Linked DNA regions of Homo sapiens: region 2 is linked to region 1. Evidence: chromatin loops called from intact Hi-C (ENCODE). Cell type or tissue: heart left ventricle. All regions are shown on one strand. Links, peaks and the distances in the headings refer to the core of each region. The heading gives the core; the rest is flanking DNA. Region 1 holds the start of LOC107986734 (a long non-coding RNA gene). Region 2 holds the start of LOC101928618 (a long non-coding RNA gene).

The links. Hi-C counts contacts between places; a loop is a spot of excess contacts. Peaks named below come from ENCODE experiments on the same cell type or tissue, not always from the same donor. Only the 100,000 strongest peaks of a DNase experiment are listed, where the experiment ranks them.
Region 2: a loop joins it to region 1, with 4 times the contacts of the local background. A loop is called at or near these places in 28 of 110 quality-filtered maps.

Annotation. Positions count from the first base shown.
Region 1 is chr7:35,979,174-35,991,606 of GRCh38, reverse strand. LOC107986734 (a long non-coding RNA gene) reads left to right here and starts at 119. Exons shown (of 3, transcript XR_001745010.1): 1 at 119-158; 2 at 2,402-2,634. RefSeq lists a silencer at 6,282-6,331. In heart left ventricle, for the core only: a CTCF peak has its summit at 6,259 (motif pointing left); a DNase peak (open chromatin) is centred at 6,246.
Region 2 is chr7:36,091,303-36,103,735 of GRCh38, reverse strand. LOC101928618 (a long non-coding RNA gene) reads right to left here and starts at 8,426. Exons shown (of 2, transcript NR_108089.1): 1 at 8,360-8,426; 2 at 3,083-4,748. In heart left ventricle, for the core only: a CTCF peak has its summit at 6,783 (motif pointing right); no DNase peak of the experiment used is centred there.

The DNA of each region.
Region 1 (12,433 bases), core at 3,409-8,408:
TCTAGTGATAGCAAATAAGTCTCACAAGATCTGATGGTATTATAAGGGGGAGTTTCCCTGCCCAATCTCTCTCTTTGCCTGCCGCCATCCACCTAAGATGTTACTTGCTCCTCCTTGCCTTCTGCCATGATTGTGAGGCCTCCCCAGTCATGTGGACTGTAAGCCATTAAACCTCTTTCTTTTGTAAATTGTCCAGTCTCAGGTATGTCTTTATCAGCAGCATGAAAATGGACTAATACAGTGGATGTAAAATAGTATCTCATTGTGGTTTTTATTAGCATTTCTTTGACGGTTGTGCTGAACCTCTTTTCATGTGGTTGTATATTTGGACAAATGTCTATTGAGATTCTTTGCCCACTTTTTAATTGAGTTTGTCTTATTGTTGAGTTTTAAGAGTTCTATATATTCTAGAATACAAGTCCCTTAACAAATATATGATTTGCAAATATTTTCTTCCATTGTGTGTGTTGTCTTTCACTTTCTGAATAGTGTCCTCTGTAGCACAGAATTTTTAATGTTGATGAATTTCTATTTATTTTTTTCTTTTGTTGTTCATACTTTTGATGTCATATCTCACAAACCATTGCCAAATTCAAGGTAATGAAGATTCACCCCTGTGTTTTCTTCTAAGAGTTTTTTATCTCTCAAATTTAGGTATTTGATCCATTTTTAGTAAATTAGGAGTCCAAGTTCATTCTTCTGCATGTGGATATCTAGTCCCAGCACCATTTGTTGAAAAGACTCTTCTTTCTCTGATTGAATTATTTTGGCACTTTTGTTGGACATCAGTTGACTGTAAATGTAAGAATTTCTGGATGCTTGGTTCTATTCTACTGATCTATATGTCTATCTTAATGCCAGTACCACACTGTCTTGATTACTGTAGATTTATAGGTTTTGAAATCAGAAGTTTGAGTCCTCCAATTTTGTTCTTCTTTTTCTGTATCATTTTGGCTATTCTAGGTCTTTTGAGTTTCTATGTGAATATTAGAATTAATTTGCCCATTTTTGCAAAGAAGCCAGCTGGGGGGCAGGGGGTGGTTGTGTGTGCTGATAGGGATTCTGTTAAATCTGTAGATCAGTTTGGGGAGTATTGCCATCTTAACAATATTCGGTCTTCTGATCCATGAACATGAGATGTCTGTCCATCTTTTTACATTGTCTAACATTTTTCAACAGTGTTTTGTAGTTTATAGAGTATAAGTTTTGTACTTCTTTTATTAACTTCCTAAGTATTTTATTCTTTTTTATTATATTAATAAATGGAATTGTTTTCTTAATTTCATTTTTGGATTGTTCGTTGCCAGTGTATAGAAATACAATTGATTTGGCTGGGCGCGGTGGCTCACACTTGTAATCCCAACACTTTGGGGGGCTGAGGCAGGTGGATCACCTGAGGTCAGGAGTTCAAGACCAGCCTGACCAACATGGTGAAACCCTGTCTCTACTAAAAATACAAAAATTAGCCGGGTGTGGTGGCGGGTGCCTGTAGACCCAGCTACATGGGAGGCTGAGACAGGAGAATGGCGTGAACCCGGGAGGCGGAGCTTGCAGTGAGCGGAGATCATGCCACTGTACTCCAGCCTGGGTGACAGAGCAAGGATTCGTCTCAAAAATAAAAATAAAAAGAAATACAATTGATTTGTATATAAATTGTCATTGTATACTGCAATTTTGCCCAACTTGGTTACTAGTTCTAATAGTTTTTTCATGGATTCCTTAGGATTTTCTATATATAAGATCATATCATCTGCAAATACAGTTTTTCTTCATCTTTTACTATCTGGATGCCTTTTATTTCATTTTCTTATACCCTAAATCTTAAAAAATAAATCTTAATGTTCATTTTTTGTTTGCTTAAAGCAAAGTTCAGTATCAATTATATCTCAATAAAGCTGTTTTTAAGGAAACATTTAAACTTCCCTTAAAACCATCACATTTGTGTGCGGGGGAAGGTGGGAGGGAAGCTGTTAATATGTTGGCCCATTTCCTTCTAAGCTTTTTTTTTCTAGGTATATTTGGATGCTTAGCCATAAATATAATTGGACTCATATTGTATAGATATTTTAGTCCTGTTCTCAGGAACTCAATGCACAGTCAAGCCGTTCTCAGGATTAAGAGGCTTTATGAACATTAAAAACAAAATCTTAGCCTTATTGAATGACGGTGTCCTGGAACAGGAGGCGGTGGAGAGACTGAGTGCAGCTACACACAGAGCACCCCTACTCCTGCGGGGTAGGGGGGTTGTCCCATGGCCTCGGGGACAGCACAGCACCCAAGTCCCTGCATCTCTCTCGTAGGAGAAAATGAAGGTCACACAGGCCGCCTGGATTTCATGGGCTCTTTTAAATGTCTAAATACCTCTAAATGTCTGGTTTTTCTGCTATTCTTTAATCCTTAGATAAGGGTTCAGAGCCTGTGCTTCCAAGATGACTTTGGGACCAGGGTGTATGAGGAGGTAGGAAGGCGTGGCCCCTGCACGAGGCCTGGCTGGGAAACGCCGCTGTGATCACATCGTTCATCACTCACTGCTGACCACCTGACAGTTTTCCAGGACCAAGCCTCCTGCACTGTGTGATTCTGGGAACATCTCCTCTGGCTCACAAGGTCTGAAAAGCAAACCAGTCAGCTATGGTATGGAAAACAGTTTTTACTGCCAGAGTTCTTCCCAGCAGGTTCTTATGTGACTTGTTTGTGCTTCAGCTTGGCCCTAATCAGTTCATGTTCTGGGCAAAGGCACTCGCTAAATATTATTTCAGCAGATGTAACATTTACATTTTCCAATGTCAATAAGAAGGCCTCAAAAGCAGGATTTTTTGTAGGGGCAAAATATTACATTGTCTGATTAGATCATAATAGATTTAACCAGTTCCTCCAAAAAGAGACTGGAATCTCTTTGATGGCCACAAGCACTGAGTTCTTAATGTACTTCCTTGGATAAGGCTGTGTGTCACCAGCAATGGTGGCCAGCACTAAAGCTATCCTCCATCTTTCCAACAAGGACAATTCACAGACAAGCCCCATCACTTAAAGACATGGCCAGGGCTTCCCAGGGTGAGGTCTGGCCCTCAATTCTGGTTCTTCTATAAAATTCACAAAGCCTGATAGTGTTTGGCCACAGAAAAAGAGAGAGTTTTCCCAGTGGGACATGTTAGGGTTGAACACTTTAAAGAGAGCAATTTACTTCTAATATCAATTCTGAAGGAAAGCAGTAAGGAAATTCCTGTCAGACCTAGGCTGTTTGTATTTACAGGAACCTACGCGATCGCCAGGCGACCCACACAAATCCATCCAGGTGCCAGGGTGTGAGTCAACACTGGTAACTCAACAGGGACAGAAGGGCAGACACAGGCCTGGAAATCGCTCCATGTGCCTAACAAATTCCCCACAGCCTCATGGCATTTCTTGTAGGTTTCATGGCATCTGGAGAGACCCTCTGGGGCTTCTGCCCACCATTTTTGCCTGGCTGTTACCTCTGTGGGCCATGTCTGCAGAGAACTGTGCTTGTCATCCTCCCAGCCTCGGAACACTATCATCACTGACAGGGCACGTGACCCCTCTTCTGGCTTTTTTTTTTTGCTTAAGATTCCTTTTGCTCCCATACCCATCTCCTCACCAGTATGTTTGAGATGTATCCCTGGATGTGTACCTGGCTGTCTGGTGTCACTGTGTGTATATTTTATATTTGCATTTTACTCGGCTTTAGTCCTGGCTCATTCTACTTCTTACTTGCTGCTGCTGCTGCTGCTGTGTGTGTGTGTGTGTGTGTGTGTGTGTGTGTGTGTGTGTATAGTTTGTGACTCCTCAGGCCTCTGCCCATTTTATGTCAAGAACATCAAAACCACATATGAAAATCACTTGAGCAGTTTTGTCTGGCACTGACTTGCTGAGATCCCAAGACCTAGGGCAGTGTTATCCATGTTCTTCCCAAGGGGCCAGTCATGTCAAATGTGTTGTCCTCTGGTTTATTTTGAACGGATTCCTTCTCCTACCCACTAAGACTGGCACGTATTTAAAATCAGGCACATGAGGACTCCCCCTATGGATACCACAAGAACCTTGGGTGGGGGCTGAGGTTACACAGCCCTGAAAAGGTCCTCCAGTGGTCCAGATCCGGGGTCCCAGGTCAGGGCAGCTCCCCACATCTGGCAGGAAAGTTGCACGCCACCTGGGCAGCTCTGCAGCCTCAGCCACAGCACTCACTCCTGAGCCTCCCCTCTGCATCTGGCGGGGCAGTGCCAAGGAGAAGGGCTCCAGGCCACCCCCGCCCTCCCCACTGGGCCTGCGCAGGCCCCACAGTATGCAACAGCTGACCTCTCCTCAGAGGCCATGCCGAAGGGAAGGCTGGCTCTCTCCAGTCCTCAGGAGACAGATGACAGCCTCAGGCCACCACCCCTTTTCGAGTCTCCACAACACAAGGCATCCGTTCTGCCTCTTTTTGCCATGACAGGGCATCAGCCTTAAAACCACAAGGCCATCTTCATTCCTACTTTTGGCTATAAGTGGGGCTGGAACAGGGGTCAAGACCTTGAACAGGAAAGTCTGGCTCTTTTCCTGGAAGAAGGAAAATACCTTTCATTTTTCCCTAATAAACCACAAACCCACTCTTCTGCCCCCACCCAACAAGGATTACCAGAAGCACTTAAACAAAGACCCCTGAACTAAACAACCAAAATTTCACAGTCGCTCACCCAGCAACCTGCCACACTAACATTTACTGAGCTTATACTGCATCCTACATGCTCTGCTAGGCGCTTGGTAGATATAATCTCATTTTATCTTCACCACAATGCCATGAGGTAGAGACAATCATCCGTGTTCTCCAAATAAGAAATTTGACTCTTAAAAAAACAAGTTAGGGAACTTTCTCAGGATCGAGTGAGAACTGGCACCTACCTGATGCACATGGTTGAGATTCATATAAATTATCTGGGCGGAATAGACTTTTAGAACCTGATGCCCTATTAGAAAGTCGCATCTACCTGCAAAGTCTTCCTCTCAGTAAGCAAGTATGGCCTCACTGGATTATTCCAGCATGCATTGCCTGCCCCTCCCAGGGGATGTGCTCAAAACCTGGCTCTAGGAATTCATCCTGTGGTTGTCTTGTCCTGTGCTGGCCTCACTGCCTTCCTCAGACTGCACAGACCCAAGCTCTTTCAGAAAATGTTGTCAGGTTGGCCACGCAGAAATTCATATCCTTCTTCTCCCTCCTCTCACTTTGAGAGATTGTTGCTTTTTAGCGATAGAAACTTCTAGTAAAGGGAAGGCCCTAGCAGTGGACATTCAGCAGTGGATAGCCACAGACTGTCCCCCACCCCTGCACTTGAGAGGCTCCCAGGTGCTGCTGAGGTCTCCTGCAGGCCAGGTTTGATGACTTTGACTCTCTGCGGGTCTCACTTCTTTTGAGGACAAACTAGCTAGTGACTGTTCCGGGCCATCTGTGGCCATGGAAGCCAGAGCATCACGCATCTGCTGCATCTTTCCATCTACGGAAAATTAATTCCAAAAAACAGACTTTTTTTTTTTTAAGACCGAGTCTCACTCTATCACCCAGGCTGGAATGCAGTGGCACAATCCTGGCTCACTGCAACCTCCGCCTCCTGGGTTCAAGAGATTCTCGTGCCTCAACCTCCTGGGTAGCTGGGATTACAGGTGCGTGCCACCACGCCAGGCTAATTTTTGTATTTTTAGTAGAGACAGGGTTTCACCATGTTGGCAAGGCTGGTCTCAAACTCCTGACCTCAGTGATCCTCTCGCCTTGGCCTCCCAAAGTGCTGGGATTACAGGCCTGAGCCACCGTGCCCAGCCTGAAAAAAAAAAAACGGACTCTTTATGAATCCATTTGTAAAGGCATAACGTTGGTACATTTCTTTGCCACAGGGATGCCAATGACTAGGCCAGCCACCTTGAACATGGGAAAAGTGTTTCACATCAATGGCACGAGAGATCTTTGAGCAGTAGGTGGGGAAGACACCATTTCAATCTGATAAGTAGAGAAACTGTGGCAAAGAGAGGAGGGAAAACTTGCTTTTCTCATCAGAGCTGGAGAGCAGAACCTGGTCTCACGATTTTTTCCCCAGATGAGGTTTGTCCACCTGGTACTGCAAAGACCTGCACCAAGTTCATGACCCTCAAAACGTCTTTTACTTCTTAAAATCCAAAAACGTTGATCTAGCCCCAGGAGTTTACTGCCTCTGCAGCTGCTGAAGCCAGGGCTCCCCTGTGGGAAGGGCCTGATGCTGGGGCTGCACTGCCTCCTGGTGCCCACTGGGAGTTATGTCCCCAGCTCTCCCACCTGATAGGGGAGTCGGGGCCCATACTTGGCTTCTTCTGCCTCATCTTCCTCACATACACACTCCTCTAAATGGACAGAAGGCGACAGGGCACAGGGAGGGGCCTCAAAGGCCTCCACTCACACCCCCATTCCCATAACCAGACCACCTACCAGACAGTGTTGACATATTTTTATTAATTTATTTATATTTTTTGAGAGATAGGGTCTTGCCCAGGCTGGAGTTGAATTGCTGGGCTCAAGCCATCCGCCTGTCCCAGCCTCCTGAGTAGCTGGGACCAACAGGCTGTCCATGTGGTCAAAATAAGCATGGTGAGCCCAGTGTGTGCAGTCACAACCCATGGAGGTCCTTCCATGAGTGTCTGTCAAACCCAAGCCGACACTGCCTTTCTCCAGAGAGGTCCCACATCCATCAAGGACATGATGAGGTCACTGGGGACTCTTAATCCAGTGCTCCACTTCCAATGGCCAGGCTGATGTTCTGAGGACAGGCCTGTATCTTCCCCCTCTGTAGCCATCAGGGAGTTGATGCCGTCTGTGGTCCTTGACCACTATCCAAAATGGGAACCCCTAGGGTGATCTGTCATCCCCTGTGCTTCTCCCTGGCCCAGTCCCACCCCTCCCCAGCATTCCCATCTGTGCCCTGCACTCTGCCCCGCACCCCATCCCACAGTCAGCAAACTCCAGACTGAAGGGCTCTCCCACCTTCTCCTCTCTCCAGCTCTTCTCATGCCCTGGCCTCCCTGTGATGTTCAGGCCCTGGTGAGAGTAAGTGAGAAGCTGGAGAAGGGACTGACCCGCATGCAGGCTGGCCAGGGCCAGAACAACATGTATAGGGGCTGTCAGCCCTGCAAGATGAGCGCCACCACCACCCACCTATCCAATTCAAAAGAAAAACCAGCTTAAACTCTACACAGGTGCAATGAAGGTCAACAAATCCTGGTTTCCCATAAGTGATTTGATGTCTTTTTCTAAAACAGTATCAAACTTCAAGCTTTTTGCCTCCCAAAGCTTTAGCAACCTAAGCGGCATCTGATGTGCCTGTTGGGCAATGCACACATCTGAGGAGGTGGGAGGTGAGGCCAAGCGTGGGGACCTGGGGCCTGGTGCCCTGAGGTGAGGACAGGAGTGGGTGAGGACCAGTGGTGGGAGAGGAGAGTGAGCTTGTGCTTTCAGAGGGACAGGGCACAGGCAGGGGCTGCAGTGAAGCAGGAGAAGTTCCTGGAGATGAGGGGACCACGTTGGCCTGACTCCTGCCCCCACCTGCTAAGGAGGAGAGAGGGGTCTCTGGGAAGCTACCAGAGTCTCCCTCTTGTTGTGCTGACCTGGGCAGGGAACAGACAGGATGGGATTCTAGAATAGTCCCGTCACTCCCTGACTTGGGGAAGCTTGGGACCAGCACCCTAAGGCCCAGACCAGGCCCAGGCCAAAGAAAGCACAGGGAGAAGAATGAGGAAGTTGATGAGTAACCTATGGTGTTCCCAGGGATGTGAGGGGGTGTGAGGGTGCAGCCCCTCCAGGCCCAGGCGCCTGCTGGCTGCTCAGAGGGACGCTGTGCCTCACTGGTCCTGCTGGGTTTGCGATGGGCTCAAATCCTGTGCCTTCCATTTGCATGACTCCAGTTAAGTCATTCAATTGCCCCTGGCCTAAAAGAGGTGAATGGGAGGTAGAGGAGTAAACGCAATGGGTTTTCACTATTTTTTAAATTATGGGAAACAATATATTATATAAAATTTGCCATGTAACCAATGTTTAACTTACAATTCAGTAGCAGGCATGACATCTCCCCAAACAGAAATTCTGTACCTATTAAGCAATAACTTTCTATTTTCCTCTCCCTCCAGCCCCAGGTAAGCCATAACCTACTTTCTGTCCCTGTGAATGTGCCTATTCTAGATATTTCATTGTGAACTCATGCAGTATTTGTCCTTTCGTGTCTGGCTTCTTTCACTTTTAGTTAAGTTTTTCCCAGTTCACCCACCTGGCAGCACGCATCAGACTCACATTTTTTAAGGCTAAAGAGCATTCCATAGCAGGGAATACCACGTTTGGCTTACCATTCAGCCTGTTAACGTTTGTTCGCGGGCCCTGGGGAACAGTGCCGTACTGCCCCTCCATCCGCTGGGTCCTTGCCTTACTCTTCGGGGACTGCGGGCCACGGGGAGATTCTATGCTTAACCCCTGGGGGAAGCACACTCTGTGGGTGCTTTCTTCATGCTGGGGTGTAACGTTCTGTTTCAGGCGTCTGTTGCTTTTGTAACATTCTTAAACCTCTTCCCTAAATAGAGAAAGAGACTAGACGGCCCTGGAGTATTTCTGAAACAAAATAAAATCCCACTGCTGAATGGCGTGGGTCGCAGGGTCGCGCTCCAAAAGCCCCCTGGGGGAGCCCACTCCTCGCGACCCGCAAGGAGGTGCTGCCACCTTCTGTGGCAACGGCCTCGGCCGCTGCTGACCCTCGGAGGGTGGCCCCATGGGTTCCAGCCCCCGGCGACCCTAAGAGACCAGAGGCCCCACGGAGAAGGGACCCACAGGCGCGGGGCTAGGGGGCGGCTACGGAATCCTAGGGTCCACCCGGAGGTGGCCAGCGCGGGCGGGGGACACGTAGAGCCCAGGCTGGGGTCCAGTGCCACTTAGGACGTGGGGACGGAAGCCTGAGGGTTTGAGTCTTTACTGGGCCCTCGGAAGGGAACACTGATTTTGACCACGCTTGATTTTCTGCAGACTGTGACCCTGCGCTAAAAAGCGTCCCTCTCATGATGCTTCGTGCCTGTTTCTCTGAGGCCACGCGGTCCTGGAGGGCAGAAGCGTAGTGTATGTGCGTGTCTGGTGCAGAGTGGGCACCTGCACCCATGCCCCCAGTGACCTCGAGCTCAGAGGAGGGAGGGATGGAAAAGAAAAGGCTGCCTCACAGAATGGAGGGAGAAGTGAACTGGGAGCCTGACCCCTAGACAGGTGTCAATCCTGCTGCTGATTCCATCCAATCAACCCACAGGGTCTATTGGCACCAAAGGGGGCCAGGCCCAGGGACACTGAGGTGACCCCCCTTTGAATTCATTTGAAGGAAAATGCAAGCACAACAGCCTGAATTGGGGACTTTGAACTTAATACAAAATGCAAAGTATATAAATATGAATACATACTGAATTATCTAAGAGCTCTATACATGTTTTTAAGTCTTATTAAAAGCTCACTAAATTTCTTCACATTTTGATCATTGTACTGTTATTACGGGAGAGTTTCTAGGAAATACACACAAATATTTAGTATAAGGCGCATCAAGGCTGCACATGACTCAAAAATAGTTCAGACCAAAAAGTGTTTTCAGCAACCTTTTTGTAAATTGTTTGAAATTATGCCAAAATATGAAGTGAAAAGTCCATTTAACAGTCTGTAAATGGGGAAGGGGCATTTGGCAATCTGTTGGGGGTACCAGCAGGAAGCCAGCACTGGGATGAGGGGGAGCACGTGCTGGGATGCAGGGTTTGTATACATGGCCATGGAGTAGGGGCCAGTGTAAACCTACATCCAGGTTGGGCAGCAAGGAGGGGTGGAAAGACTTGGAGTCTCATGATGGCCTGCCTGCATGTGGGGAAAAGGAGTATAGGATGACAGCAACATAGCCAAAGCCCCAGGATGGCCCACCTGTTATGCCTGGATCTGGTGCATGAGGTATGGGTGAGTCTGATTCAAAGGCCCAGGTTGGCTGGAGAACTGGCACCTCATTTATCCATTCCCTGGGGGAAGGCAGATTTGCAGGCTATCCGAGGTGCTGTGTGGCTCACAGTGGTTCTCAGTGACCACATCTGTACCACCCTCCTTACTGGAGCTGTCAAAGTTCTTCCCTGAGACTTTCCAAACTCTAAGGCAGAGGGAGAGATCCCATTCCCTTCTCTGGTCAAGAGACTATAAGGGATGTAAGGTGGCCTTTAGAGAGATCTGGTCTGAGTGGGGAAGAGGCAGGGGAATAAAACATTCTGCATGATGCATCCAGGAAACCCATACAGAGGCTTATGAACCTAAAAATGATGCATTTGCTGGCTTTGTTCATGTTGGTACAGAAGCCTATAGAAACACTTGAATATTTAGGCAAGATATATATAGAAATATTCACTGCAGCATTATTTGTAAAAATGAACAGATGTCTATTACCCAGAAAATGGATAAAATACTGTGGCAGCCACCTTCTAGTACTCCCACTCTTGTACAGTCCCTTCACGCATTGAACAGGACTAAGCTGCATTAGCTACAGCATATTGGGAAATTATGTGTGTGACTTTCAGAGCCGGGCCATAAAAGCCATGTGGCTTATGCCTTGCTCTGTCTTGGATTACTTGCTCAGGGAGAAAGCCAGCCACCATGTCACAAGGCCACTCAAGCAGCCCTGGTGGAGAGAGGTCCATGTGGCAAGGGGCTGAGGACACTTAACATCAACTTGCCAGGCTGGGCACGGTGGCTCACGCCTGTAATCCCAGCACTTTGGGAGGCTGAGGCGGGCGGATCATGAGCTCAGGAAATCGAGACCATCCTGGCTAACACGGTGAAACCCCACCTCTACTAAAAATACAAAAAATTAGCTGGGCGCAGTGGCGGGCACCTATATTCAGGAGTTTGAGGCAGGAGAATGGCGCAAACCTGGGAGGTGGAGCTTGCAGTGAGTGGAGATCACGCCACTGAACTCCAGCCTGGGTGACAGAATAAGACTCCGTCTCAAAAAAAAAAAAAAAATGGTAAACACTAACTTGCCAGTGATGTCAGTGAGCCATCATGGAAGCAGATACCCCAGGCCCACTGAAGCCCACAGTTGACTGCAGCCTCAGCCAACATCTTTACTGCAACGCACCCTGCCAGACCACCCAGCTAAACCACTTAATTCCTAACCTGCAGAAACTAAGATAATGAATGTTACTATTACAGATTGTTGTGGTTTAAATTTTGTTGATAGGATTGAGGGGCATTTATTGTGGAAAAATGGATAACAAATACAAATGTTAGGGAATCACACAGTGAAATTTTAGCTTGCTTGTTTTTATGAAGAGGTGAAAATGGCCATGTCATAGCCTTCTCATGAGCTCTAGTTTAGAGTCTATGTGAACGCTCTGTGTTTGCACACAGCAAGTACTCCACAAATGCTTATTGCTGTGCTTTTCCAATTTTGTTTCCTTCCCTTAGACTTCAAAGTGAGTTCTCACTCCCTTGATAGGCAGGTATTTTTCCCAGTTTGAATATACTGTCTAAAACATTTGCATTTGGTGTGATTAGTTCATCAGTTCTTACGAGTTGGAGAAAAAAGCCTCCTATGTCCTTTTCAGGACACGAGCTATAATCGGGCCAATCATACCTGAATGGAGACTACAGAAGGTGAATTTTTATCAGTGGTCTCCATTCCATCTTCCAAGCACCCGACTCTTAGGGATGGGGTCTAATTAGGCACTAATGAGGTGGAGATTTGAGACAGAAAATGCCAATTTGAGTTTGTGGCACTTCTGCCCAGCAATACAAAGGTCTAAGGAAGATTTCATTTGTGTCTGGGTGAGAGAACTGTGTTCCTGAAATATTTAGTTTTGTTTTTTAACTTTATCAGGCTAAGCCAGAGATTTGTATAATCACATTGAGATTTATCCCTATGGAAAAAAAAATTCTACAGCTCCCACTACGTCCCACCGATATATTCCCTGACTTCTGAAACGCAGGGAAAACAGCTCACATTAACACCAGAGGCCATGCCAGGGTGCTCATTGCTTCACTCACCATTTGCCAAGTTGCCTAAAACTACTGGCTTATCCAAGGCACAGGGAACTTCTCTGTGCTACACTAGAGTAGAGCATATATTTAAATATGAAAGAGATCATTAAAAATTCAAAGACAACAGAATTAAATGAGGAGTAAAAAAGTTGTATGCCTTTGCCAGAACAAGTTAGTTTGGTATCCCCACACTTGGGTGAGAGCCAGCCCCTAACCCAGGGGAATCTGTGCTCTACTTACGTGCAAATCTCCCGGTGAAATGCTGCTCCCTTGCAACACACTTGGACAAAAGGGAGCTAAGCGGGGTGGCCCACCTCAAAGAGAGAACAAAGAGAACAAAAAGGAAGTTTCTTGGTAATGCCTGACCACCCTGCCTCTGCTAGCCTCCTCATCTAT
Region 2 (12,433 bases), core at 4,830-9,829, 110 kb before region 1:
TTGAAGCAATTTTAAATACAGTTCTTCAGAAACTGCTACTAATCATTAGAGTAACTAGCAGTTACTGATCATATACCATGTTTGAGACTGCAGTCATCCCACTGAATAGACATTATTTTGCAAATTCTCACAACCTCATGAAGTCAGTACTATTGGGAGCCCATTTAACAGATAAGCCAACTGAGGTTGGTTAAGTCCTTGTCCATATGCCCCTGTATATGAGGGAGCAGGTGTGTTCAGGGAATGCCAGCGCTTCCTTCTGTTTTAATCTGTTTGGCCATCTGATTGTTTTATGTATTTATTTTCTTTCTATCCTGCTGGATGTTTGTTTCATAAGGGTTGTAGTTATCTGTCTGGTTCACCCCTACAATCCTAGCTACTTGACAAACTATGCATACAGACTCCAGAACTAGTTTTTGAATAAGTGAATGAGAAGCATGGTATCACTTCCATTTAAGGTTCTGGGCCCATCTTGTGTAATAGAAAATGAAGAGCCTCATAGGGATACAGGGGATACTGGGATAGGATTTTCACAGGAGGTTGAGGTGTTTTCAGAACTTTAGTGGCTAGTTTGAAATGAGTTTTGAGGCGCTGAGGGGAAGCTTCAGCTCCTTCTTCTCTTGTCTTCTCACTGCCCTCTGGCCCAGTTCTTTTCCAGGTTCCTCCAGTGCAGGTCAGGATGGAGACCCTATCCCATAACAAGGGCAGAGCCCTGTAGAAAATTTCACCCATCATTTACCTTCTTAGAACTGCCCTGTTCTCACTGCACATGGACAGAGAGAGGACTTAGAGCTCATTTACATGCTTGTTGTTGGTTTTTTAAAAAGTGAAATAAAAATGCTCTTCTGCCAGGACTGTGATGTCACCCAGGGCTGTGATTAGCTGGAAACAGGTGAGTAGATAAAATCAATGTTAAAAATTATTCACCATTCAATGTTCAGAAAATTCCGGAATGTGGCTGTCCGCTTGATTGAGGAGGAGTTCAGAATTCATCCAGGGTCACCAGCAATCAGTTCTAATATAACTAACATTTTCAAAATGTTAATATCTCACTTACCGTGATGCTAAGGACAGTAAGTGTGTGCTGCATTTACTTATCCACTTCGTTTTATCATTTGTATGTAAAATATGTTTGCCTTTACCTCACCCACCAGCCCCTAGGTTTTTTGAGGTATAATTGGCAAATAAAATTGCATATATTCAAGGTGTACAACTTGATATTTTGATATATGTATACATTGCAAAATGATTACTGCAATCAAGCTAATTAATATATGCTTTACCTCACATAGTCAGCATTTTCCTCCTTCCTTCTTTCCTTCCTTCTTTCCTTCCTTCCCCCCTTCCTTCTTTCCTTTTTTTGGTAAGAGTCTCTCTTGACGTCTCCAGCTACTATTGTACTGGGGCCTATCTTTCTCTTAAGCTCTAATATTTGCCTTATATATCTGGATGCTCCAGTGTTGGGTGCATATATATTTAAAATTGTTATATCCTCTTGCAGAATTGACTACGTAAGAACACTTGAGATCTACACTTTTGGCAGATTTCAAGTATGCAATACAGCATTGTTAACTATAGTTACATTACTATACATTGGACATCTGTTTGCTTTTATATGTGTGAATTATTTGGTTTTACTGAAAATATATTAACATTGCACAAGAGGTTGCATACGGTTGTCCATTACATTGGCGGCCCCAGTGAGTCATGATCCCCCTCCCCACATCTCCAGGTATTCAGGCCCTTGTGTAGGCCCCTCCTTGAGTCTGGGCTGGATGTGTTTCTTGCTTTAACGGTAGAATGTGGTGGGAGTGAACACCGTGTCTGTTCTGGGATGAGGATGTAGAGTCATGGCATCCTCTGCTCCTATGCTTTGGGAGTCCTGGGCCACTGTGTAGGAAGTCCAGCTACTCTACTGGAGAGATTACGTAGAGTAGCCTCAAGGAGAGGGAGAGGCCCTGAGACATGGTGAGAGACTGAAGCACAACTGTCGCATTCCATGTTGAATCCAGACTTAAGTCAACCCATTGGCTCAATATACTCACATGAGTGACCACCAGCAAGCTAGCAGAGTCTGGATTGGATCTGTTACTTGCTCAACAACAGAGCTGAGCCTGGTACAGATTGTAGAATCATGATAAAATAAAATCATTGTTACTTTAATCTACTGCATTTTGGGATGGCTTCTTATGCAGAAATTGATGACCAAAACATTATATAAAAGCAGAGATTCTCAACTCTGGTGATCTAAAAGTACCATCACCCAGGGTTCTAACCCTTCAGAGATTCTGATTTGATTGGTCTTGGGTGAGACATCATATATAAAGTTTTTTAAAGTTTTATTTTAAAGATGAATACACAGGATGAATGGAGGAACAAATGGTGGTATGTACATACAATGGAATATTATTCAGGCATAAAAAGGAATGAAGTACTTACATGTGCTACAATGTGGATGAACCATCAAAACCTCCAAAAGAAGCCAGTCACAAAAGGTCACATATGATTCCATTTACACAAAATACCCAGAATAGGCAAATCCATAAAGACAGACAGCAGATTGATGGTTGCCAGGGACTGGGGTAGGGGACATGGGGAGTGACTGCTTAATGAGTATGAAGTTTTCTTTCAGGTTGATGAAAATGTTTTGAAACTAGGTAGAGGTTGTGGTTGCACAACATTGTGAATGTACTAAATGCCATTGAATTGTTCACTTTAAAATGGACATGAAAAAGGTTAATTTTGTGTAAATTTCACCTCAATAAAAAAGAAGAATCAGAAGAGGGAGACAAAAGAGGAGGTTAAAGTGAGGCAATGTGGGAAGGACTTGGCCTGATATTGCTGGCTTTGAAAATGAAGGAAGATGTTATAAGCCAAGGAATGTAATGGCCTCTAGGAGCTGGGAAAGACAAGGAAAGGGATTCTCCCCTAGAGCTTCCATACAGGAATGCAACCCTGCCAACACCTTGCTTTTAGCCCAGAGAGACCTGTGTTGAACTTCTAACCCACGTTCTGACTTTTAACTATAACATAAAAACTTGTGTAGTTTTAAGCCACTAAAAAAATACACAATCATTTTAACTTTATTTTTAAATTTTATTTTGGGGCATAACAGTTTGGTAAGGTTTAACATATGTTTAGATTCATGTAACCACCACCACAATAGGATACAGACAGTTCATCATACACAAATTCTCTCATTCTTCCCTTTGTGGTCACACATCTCCCACCCCTAATCCCTGGCAACCACTGATTGTTTGCCCATTACTTTCATTCTTCCTTTGCCAGAACATCTTTGCTTTGTTCTGCATCTTAGGAGGAAAAGTATTTCTTTAGTATTGATTTTGGAACATGTCTGTTGGTGATGAATTCTTCCAGATTTCATTCATTGAGAATGTCTTTATTTCATCTTCGTTCCTGAAGGATGTTTTCACTGGATATTGAATTCCGGATTGACAGTTTTTTCTCTTTCAGCACTTTAAAAATGTTATTCCATTTCCTCTGGCCTACTTTTTTTTCCTGAGGAATCCACAGTTATTTAAGTCAATGTTTCCCTTTATATAAAGTATCATTTTTCTCTGGCTGCTTTCAAGATGTTTTGCCCTAGTTTTTAGCAGTTTAATTACGATGCATCTGGGCACGGTTTCCTTTGGGTTTTGTTTGTTTCTTTGCATCCTATTCTTCCCCTTCTCCCTCTGGAACTCTAACACTATGAATATTAGACTTTTTCGTATTGTCTCACATGCCTCCAATACTCTGTTCATTAATTTTTAATTTTTTCCTTTTGTTCAGATTGGATAATTTCTATTCAATCTTCAATTCACTGACTTTCTCTATTTTGCTATTGATCTTATCCAGGGAATATTTTATTTCGGTCATTGTAATTTTCAGTTCCAAAAAGTTTCTCTTTTGTCCTTCTTTGTATCTTCTATAGTCTTTATTGAGACTTTTTTGTTTCAAGAGAATTTTCCCTTACTTCTTGGAATATGTTTATAATAGTCGCCTTTGCATCTTTAATAATTTCAACATTTGTGTCATCTTGCAGGTGGCATCTGTTGATTGTTCTTTTCCCTATAAGTTGAAGTTTTTCTTGTCTTTCATATGTCAAGTAGTTTTGGATTGTGTCCTGAACATTTTGAATATTACATTATGAGGATCCATGTCTTGTTTAAATCCTAAAGCGAATTTTGAATTTTGTTTTGTTTTGTTTTTGCAAGCAATCAGTCTAATTAGGCTCCAGACTCGAGTTCTCCTGTGGACTGTGGTTCTAATATCAGTTCAGTTTTCAAAGCCTTTGCAGTGCTATGGGAATCTGTTGTGTGTATGTTGCCCAGTGGCCATTTGGTGGCCTGGATCATAGTCTCATGCACAGTTCAGTTCTCACACCATGTGCAGCTTAGAAGTAAGCCTCGGAGTTAATATGGAACTGCTCTCTTGAGCAGTCTCCTTTCTGAGATTATTCTGGCATTTTTGGCCCACTGAAGCCCCATTTTTTTTGTCCTCTGGTTAGAAAGCTAGGTCTTTAGTTTTCCTACCTTGCTGCATACATCTCATGGCTATACTTGAGTCTGTCCCACCAGGCAGTGTATGAACAGAGAGAGAGAAAAGGGAATGGTATTTTGTCCCACCCTCTTGGGACCACAGCTTCTCTAGTGGAGGGAAGACTCGCTTCCCTCAGAGCTTTAAGTATTTCGGTGCTCTCCAGGCTGCTGTTGCCATTGTTGTTACTGCTGCCACTATGGGATTACCTGGGGGTTGGGTGGGCAAGAGTGAAAAAAGATTTAAAAACCAGGGACTTTCTCCACTTCTTATAACTCTTAGGTGTCCCCACAACCACCTTGGACCAGAAAGTGAGGATTCTTTTTAGAGCCCTGCTTGCTTTTGGTGTGCACATCCAGGCCAGACTAATGAGTCCAGGCCAGATGATACAAGAGGGGATAAAAGATGAGAGATTCATGGTGGTTTTGGTGGTACTTCATATTCTGATCTCTTTCCCCAATTCACCTGCTCCTGTTTACTTGTCATGGTCCTTAGATAGCTGTTCAATGTAGTCTGTCCAGGGTTCATTTTTGCATTTTGTGGGAGAAACAGGGTAGGGTGTGCTTACTCCACCTTGCCCAGAACAAAAACTCCAATATATATGTCTTAATCCAACACTATAAATGGTTAAAAAACTTTGCCTTCAGCAACAGGCATAATGACCAATGCTAATTGCCAGGATTGCCTCCAATAGCTGTGTTCTTTCTGCTGGATAGAGACTCCTGGGCCACCTTAAGGGTTAGCTGAGGCAGGCACTACTATGATGGGTCACTCCTGAGGCCAAGCTACTTGAAGCAGCTCCTGTCTTCTCAGGTGCTGGTTCCTGCCTTCATCTTCCTATTCCTCCCACCCAACAGAGTCCAGGAGCTAAGTAAGGTAGCCTGAACCATGACAGAAGCATCAGTGAGGAATTGGAGCCTGGAATGTCTGACTGAGAAGTTTGGTCATGACTTAATAAGTAAAGGAAGCTCCTGAAGATTCTCAAGTAGCAACATCATGTAATCATTATCATTAAAATAATAACTAACATTTATTAAGCCATGCACTATCTTATATGTTTTTATATACATTATTATATATATATAATTACATTAAATTTTCTGATATGGTTTGGATTTGTGTCCCCACCCAAATCTAATATCAAACTAATCCTCAATGTTGGAGGAAGGACCTGGTGGGAATTGACTGGATCATGGGGGCAAACTTCCCCCTTGCTATTCTCATGATAGTGAGTGAGTTCTCATGAGAGCTGGTTGTTTATAAGTGTGTAGCACTTCACACTTTGCTCTCTGTCTCCTTCCTGCCACCTTATGAAGATGTGCCTGCTTCCCCTTCACTTTCCACCATGATTGTAAGTTTTCTGAGGCCTTCCCATCCATAGTTCCCATACAGCCTGTGGGACTGTGAGTCAATTAAACTCTTTTCTTCAGAAATCACTCTTTTCATACATAAATCTTATGTCGTTCCTTATAGCAATGTGAGAACAGGCTAATACATCTTCCAAACAGGTTGCAGGATAGATACTATTTTTCATTTGCAGATGAGGAAACTAGTTTTACCTGGAAGTGACAGGTTACTAACATCAAAGGATCAGGAAAGTGCCATCCTAACTTATGTTGAGGAGGTGAAGAACTGGATGAGCCCAGACACATATAAGCTTGTGACCTTGGGCATTAATCCCCTCTTCTGCAAAAAGGGGATAGCAATGGTGTCCACCCTGCTCTGTAGATAGGATAAGATTATGAATGTAGCATGCTTAGCACAGTGACTGGCACAAAGGAGGCACTCATAAATCACCATTTTTATTTGTTTCCCTTCTTCGGTGTAGCTGAACCAGCACATAGAGTTCTACTTGAATCTCCAAGGACTGGCAGGTGTCCTGGACCAGACTCCATTTTTAGTGATAATTGGATGCTTATTATCACCTAGAGATCTGGCTTGACAGTTATTTTGCACTTTACCAAGAAAAAACAAGTAGCTATGCCTTGGTGGCAGTCAGATGGCCAACACATTAAAATGAGTTTGCATAACCCACTACTTTACCTATGGTCAAGTGTTTAAAATGTCATCTCATCTATTTAATCAATTCCATTAAGATGTTTTTCTCTCAATTTCTGTGGAAGATGCAGGGAAAAAAGGTAATATGTATTTGTCTCTAGCATTTTCACTTGATGTGTGAGGTCACAGTTAAAAGCAGCTACCACATATTTGGTCAAGAGTTCAGGGACAATCTGGGCAGCAGGGAGCAGTAATGTCTCCATTTAAGATGCAGGAGCCAATGACTAGGTCAGTAATTTTCCACTGGCTTCAATGAGAGCCCTGACAGGGAAAGGGGTAAGAGGAAAGGAAGAGGAGATTGTGGGAGGAAACCGAGCTGGGCAACTGCATTGCGGAGACACAAGGACTGCCAGCCAATTGTCTTCGACTTGCCTATGCCAAATGTTCTGGAAATGGACTAAAGTGGGAGAAATATCACAGCAAGGTGGGACTGGGTGGCGTGTAGGGGAAGCAGGGAATCAGCAGGGGCTGTGACATCAGAGGAATCCTGTTCTTAACAGCTGTTCGCTACTGGCCAGTTGTTTAACCTCTTTGACTGAGCCTTGATTTCTTTACCAAGTGGGCAAAAAAATACTCATCTCGTATGATTGTGGGGAAAGCAGATGAGATAATGTGTGTGGCACAGCCATGGGGACTGGGGCCCAGGGCATGCTCAATAGTGCTACTTTCCCCTTTCCAACCCGGATGTCAGAGGGGACCACCTGCCCTCCAAGATCTAGAGAAGAGGATCTCAAATCCCCACCCCATCAGTGCCCAATTTTAGATTTTGGTGAAGCCCCAGGAATAATATTTCTTGCTTCCACTCCACTATGCTTTCCTCAATTAGGTTTTTGATCTAGCCCAGATGTTGACCTCAGCTTCAGACACACACACAGACTCAACACTCACACTCTTACACGCTCACACACACACATGCTCACACACACCCACTAATAAACATATACACACCACTCACACACACTCATACATGCACAATCTCACACACATACACACAACACACACACTCCCACACACGTACATACTCTCACATACACAACTATATACATGACCTACGTTCACTGAAATAATATTGTTCAGCACATTGTGTATACAGCATTCTAGGAAACATCTTTTAAAAATTGTATTAAACTCACGTTTCTGTCATTATCCTGTTATAAACCCTTCGATTCACAGATGATAAACTCTTAACAACACAGGGCATCGGTAATGATCTGAGCATCCTCTTTTGAACATTTGTCTACGAACACTTCACTACACACATAGGCCCTCACACACACAATCCCTCCCTCACACAGCCCTTGCATTCAAGACCCCTGTGTGTGTTCCAGCTGTGCTGAAACTCTGGGGCTATGGAGATTTATGCTATAAAGGACAGGGGTACAAACTGAGTACAGTCTGGTTTTTTGAAGTCTTGGACATGTCCACTTGGGCTGTCCTTCCTGCCACATTTCCCCTGCCCGCTGTTATCCCTTTCCCCGCTTCCTTCTCTCTTCCCTCACTCTGCCTTTCTGGCCCCCATTAGGGCACTTTTTTCTAACGTAAGGTGGTCTAGCATTTCTTTGTTGTCTTCTTCCAGCTCAAGCCCACAGGCTCTTGTTTTCTGCTTCCAAAGGCTTATGGAGGTGTTCTCCTAAACACACATGGTTCCTGTCCCAAGGACTTCCGGAGCAGCTGGAGAAATGCAATATGCTTGTTTTGCTCTGTTGCCTTCTCCCTGTGCAGTGTTCCATGGCCAGGGTGGCGGTGGCAGTGGTGTTAATACCTGGAGAGCATTCCACGCTTTTCTCCATTGCTGCTAACTTCCCAGGGTCCCCATCTGCACAAAATACGCCCTGGATCAATACAGACTAACTGATGGCATAAACACAGCTGATGGCATCAATCACTTTATGATGCAAATTAGATACACATTCTTTCTAGAACAGAGGCACCCATCACCACCGCCATCAGAGGTCATTGGGTGTTACTACTAACTTGGGTGACACTAAACAGATCTGGGATACAATCCTAGCTAATTCGTTGCGCACTGTCTGACATTGGGTGAATCGCTTCACCAATCTGTGCCTCAATTTCTTGACCTTTAAAATGGGGGTGATGATACTTGTCCCCAGAGCGAAATGTACTGCAAAGTGAATGAAGCTAAAGCTTAGGTAGCCCTCACTTCTAAAGACCTGCTTTTGTATCTAATTTCATGTTGGTAAGTTGGTGTTCCTTTTCCTTTCTAAAGAAATTATTTTATTTTTTTCCTCTTATTTCAGTCTATTTGTATTAGCTCATATGTGTTCCTTTTCAAAAAAGGCTCCCCAAATTGTATACAATTCTGGACCCAAAACACCTGGCTTCTGTGTGGGTTGGGAGGAGGAAATGAGACGATGTCTGTAAATGCTCAGCCAAGACTGTTCTGAGTGCTCCAGGCATGGAAGCCATTGCAGCGAGAGCACCAGGACGTCTGAACCCATCCTGCTGGCACCTTCTTCTCCATGTCCCCCCTAAATGGGCCTGCCAACTGGGGCGAACTTCTGCAGGACACAGTCACTCAGGCCTTGGAGCCTCCGTCCAGCTTCTTGCAGGCACAGATGCATGCCTCCTCTTGACGCATGCAGCTTGGAAGCTCTCCCTAGACACAGCCAGCTTGACAGAGGCCACATCGTTCAAACCTCGTGCCAGTTCCCCTCCAGCTGACATGGTGGTGCCAAATGGGAGGAACCCCATATTAGTCTGTTCTCACATTACTATAAAGAAATACCTCGCCTGTAATCCCAGCACTTTGGGAGGCTGAGGCAGGCGGATCATGAGGTCAGGAGATCGAGACCATCCTGGTTAACATGGTGAAACCCCATCTCTACTAAAAATGCAAAAAATTAACCAGGTGTGGTGGCGGGTGCCTGTAGTCCCAGCTACTAGGGAGGCTGAGGCAGGAGAATGGTGTGAGTCTGGGAGGCGGAGCTTGCAGTGAGCCGAGATGGCACCACTGCACTCCACCCTGGGCGACAAAGCGAGACACTGTCTTAAAAAACAAAATAAAAAGAAAGAAAGAAAGAAAGAAATACCGGAGACAGGGTAATTTATAAAGAAAAGTTTACTAGGCTCATGATTCTGCAGGCTGTACAGGAAGCATGGCAGCCTCTGCTTCTGGAGAGGCCTCAGGAAACTTACAACCGTGGCAGAAGGTGAAGGAGCCAGATGTCTCACATGGCTAGAGCAGGAGGAAGAGAGAGAGAGGGGAAGTGCTACATATTTTTAAACAACCAGATCTTGTGAGAACTCTATCACAAGAACAGCATCAAATGGATGGTACTAAACCAGCAGTCCCCGACGTTTTTGGCACCAGGGACTAGTTTTGTGGAAGACAATTTTTTCACGGACTGGTGGGTGGGCGGGGAATGATTTCCGGATGAAACAATTCCACTTCAGATCATCAGGCATTAGATTCTCAACCTAGATCCCTCACATGCACAGTTCACAATAGGCTTCAAGCTCCTGTGAGAATCTAACACCACCACTGATCTAACAGAAGGTGGAACTCAGGCAGTAATGCTCTCTCATTTGCTACTCATCTCCTGCTGTGTGGCCAGGTTCCTAACACAGTAAGTACCCATCCATGGCCTAGGGGTTGGGAACCCCTGTACTAAACCATTCATGAAGGATCCACCCCCATGATACAATCCCCTCCCACCAGGCCCCATCTACAACACTGGGATTACAATTACACATGAGATTTGGGTGGTGATACAGATCCAAACCATATCAAAGCCCCTCTCTCTACCCCTCAGCAAAGACTTTGTTATGGCCACTTGGGACCTGGACTACTGCAGTGTGTTCCCATGCTCCATTTTCTGCACCTCAGGTCCACAAAACTGGCATATGGATTCATCACCATCCTTTCTTCAGAGCACACTGAAATCATTGGTCCCCGTCTGGCCTGCTGTTACCTGATTAGGCTTTTTGCTTCATTCTTTAATGTAATAAGGACTGCAAGACCATCACCCAGAACAAGAGCTAGGACCTTGATAGAACCTACAGCTAACTCCACCGTCCCCACTTAACCTGCACCTTCAAATGTTTGTATTTAATTCAGAAAAGACTCCAGTTCTCCCAGTAACCCACAGCTGCTGTGTACACCAGCCCCCACCCCATGTCTTCTTTCCCCCTTGGTGACATATCTTCAAAAGAAGTCCAGAGCAATCATATTAGCCACTTGATAGCACATTTGGTAAGGGCTTGGGTAGAGGATCAAGTTGAAATCAATGATTTAAATTAGGTTTTTGAGTTTATGTTTGTTTTCACATTCAACAAACCCCTCGTGCTTTCTTCCTATCTATTAGGCCTTGCAGGTTCATCGAGATGTCCTTGAGGTTCTGAGGGAAATGATCCACAATCTCATGAGTTCTCCCTCCCAGTTAAGCGGGAGGCTGCCCCGGGCAGTAACCCTGGGCTGCCTTGCAGGATTCTGGGAGGCTGGGTTGGGGTGGGGGCTGGTCGGGCAGGAACCTGCATGTGCAACTGTGCTGATAAGTCATATCTGAAGCCAGAACCAGAAGGAAAACAAGGTCACCTATGTAAAGGGGTGGGTGGAGCAGGAGACAAAGTCATGAGAACCAGGGCTGCCCGCCCGGAGCTGGGAGCAAAGCAGAGGATGAGGGTGCAGTCCAGGGGAGCTGAACTGGGGGGAGCTTCATCCGAGTGCCTTTCCAGGCTGGGGAGCCCCTGCACCTCACCACTCTTGGACATCTCTGCCCTCCCCAGACTTCGCCCCTGCACTGGCCTCTCAGCACTGGCTCTCTTTAAAGTTGCCTGGGCAGCTTTATGAGAATGTCCGTGTCTGCCTCCACCCCAACGGCTTCAGGTTTGCTTGGTCCCGGTTGAAGCCCAGGCACTGTGTGTTTGTGTACGTCCTCCAGGTGATTCCAGGACAGGCTTCGTGTCGAAACACAAGAAATAGCACAGAATCTATTATTTCTTCTCCACAGGCCCTTTTCCAAGTTGTACTCAGCGTGGAAATTTTTGTCAACATAAATCTAAGGACAAGAAATTTCTTCCTAGAGATACAACACAAGTGAGACAGATGGGATGGTTGGGGTGGGGAAGCATCACAGAGCATGGGGCTGGTTCAGGGCTCTGGGCTGCCAACTTTACAGAGTTCTCATCTCAGCATCTACATCTGCACAGACTCATGCAGTAGCCTATAACAACCAGGAGAGCTAAGGCTCCTGAATACGGGACCTGGAAGTTATGACCTTTGAGCAATTGTAGCCAGAAAGAAGCCTTGTCTGCTATTGGATTTGGAGCCCCAGCAGAGGGGGTGAGCCATCTAGGACAGACTGGAGGACGACAAGGAAGTGTGGCCACAGACAATCAATAGAATGAAAGAAGACACTGTCAACGGGAAGGGATGAAACATTCCTCACAGCCCCACCTGGCTAAGGTTTCACCAGCCATTAGCGTGGGGGGCCTGGAAGTGAATATGGGAGGCATATTATGTTTATTTGTCCTTTGTACATTCACGTGCAAGTTGATGATTTGATGAGCGGTATATAGTTTATTCTGTAGTGTGGGATTGGCCACAGGAGTATAATTTAATTAGGGCTGCTCTGCATACTGATTTGCTTAGTTTGAAGCCCATTCCTCCCCTGGGCAGGGAAGTCTCTAAGCCTCTGATGGGTAAATGGGAAATTAGGGCATCTGTGGATGACATAGAATGTAGATTAGCCAGGCGCAATGATGCACACCTGTAGTCCCAGCTACTTGGGAGACTAAGGCAGAAGGATCACTTGAGCCCAGGAGTTCAAGGTCAGCCTGGGCAACATAGTGAAACCCTCTATAAAAAAAAAAAAAA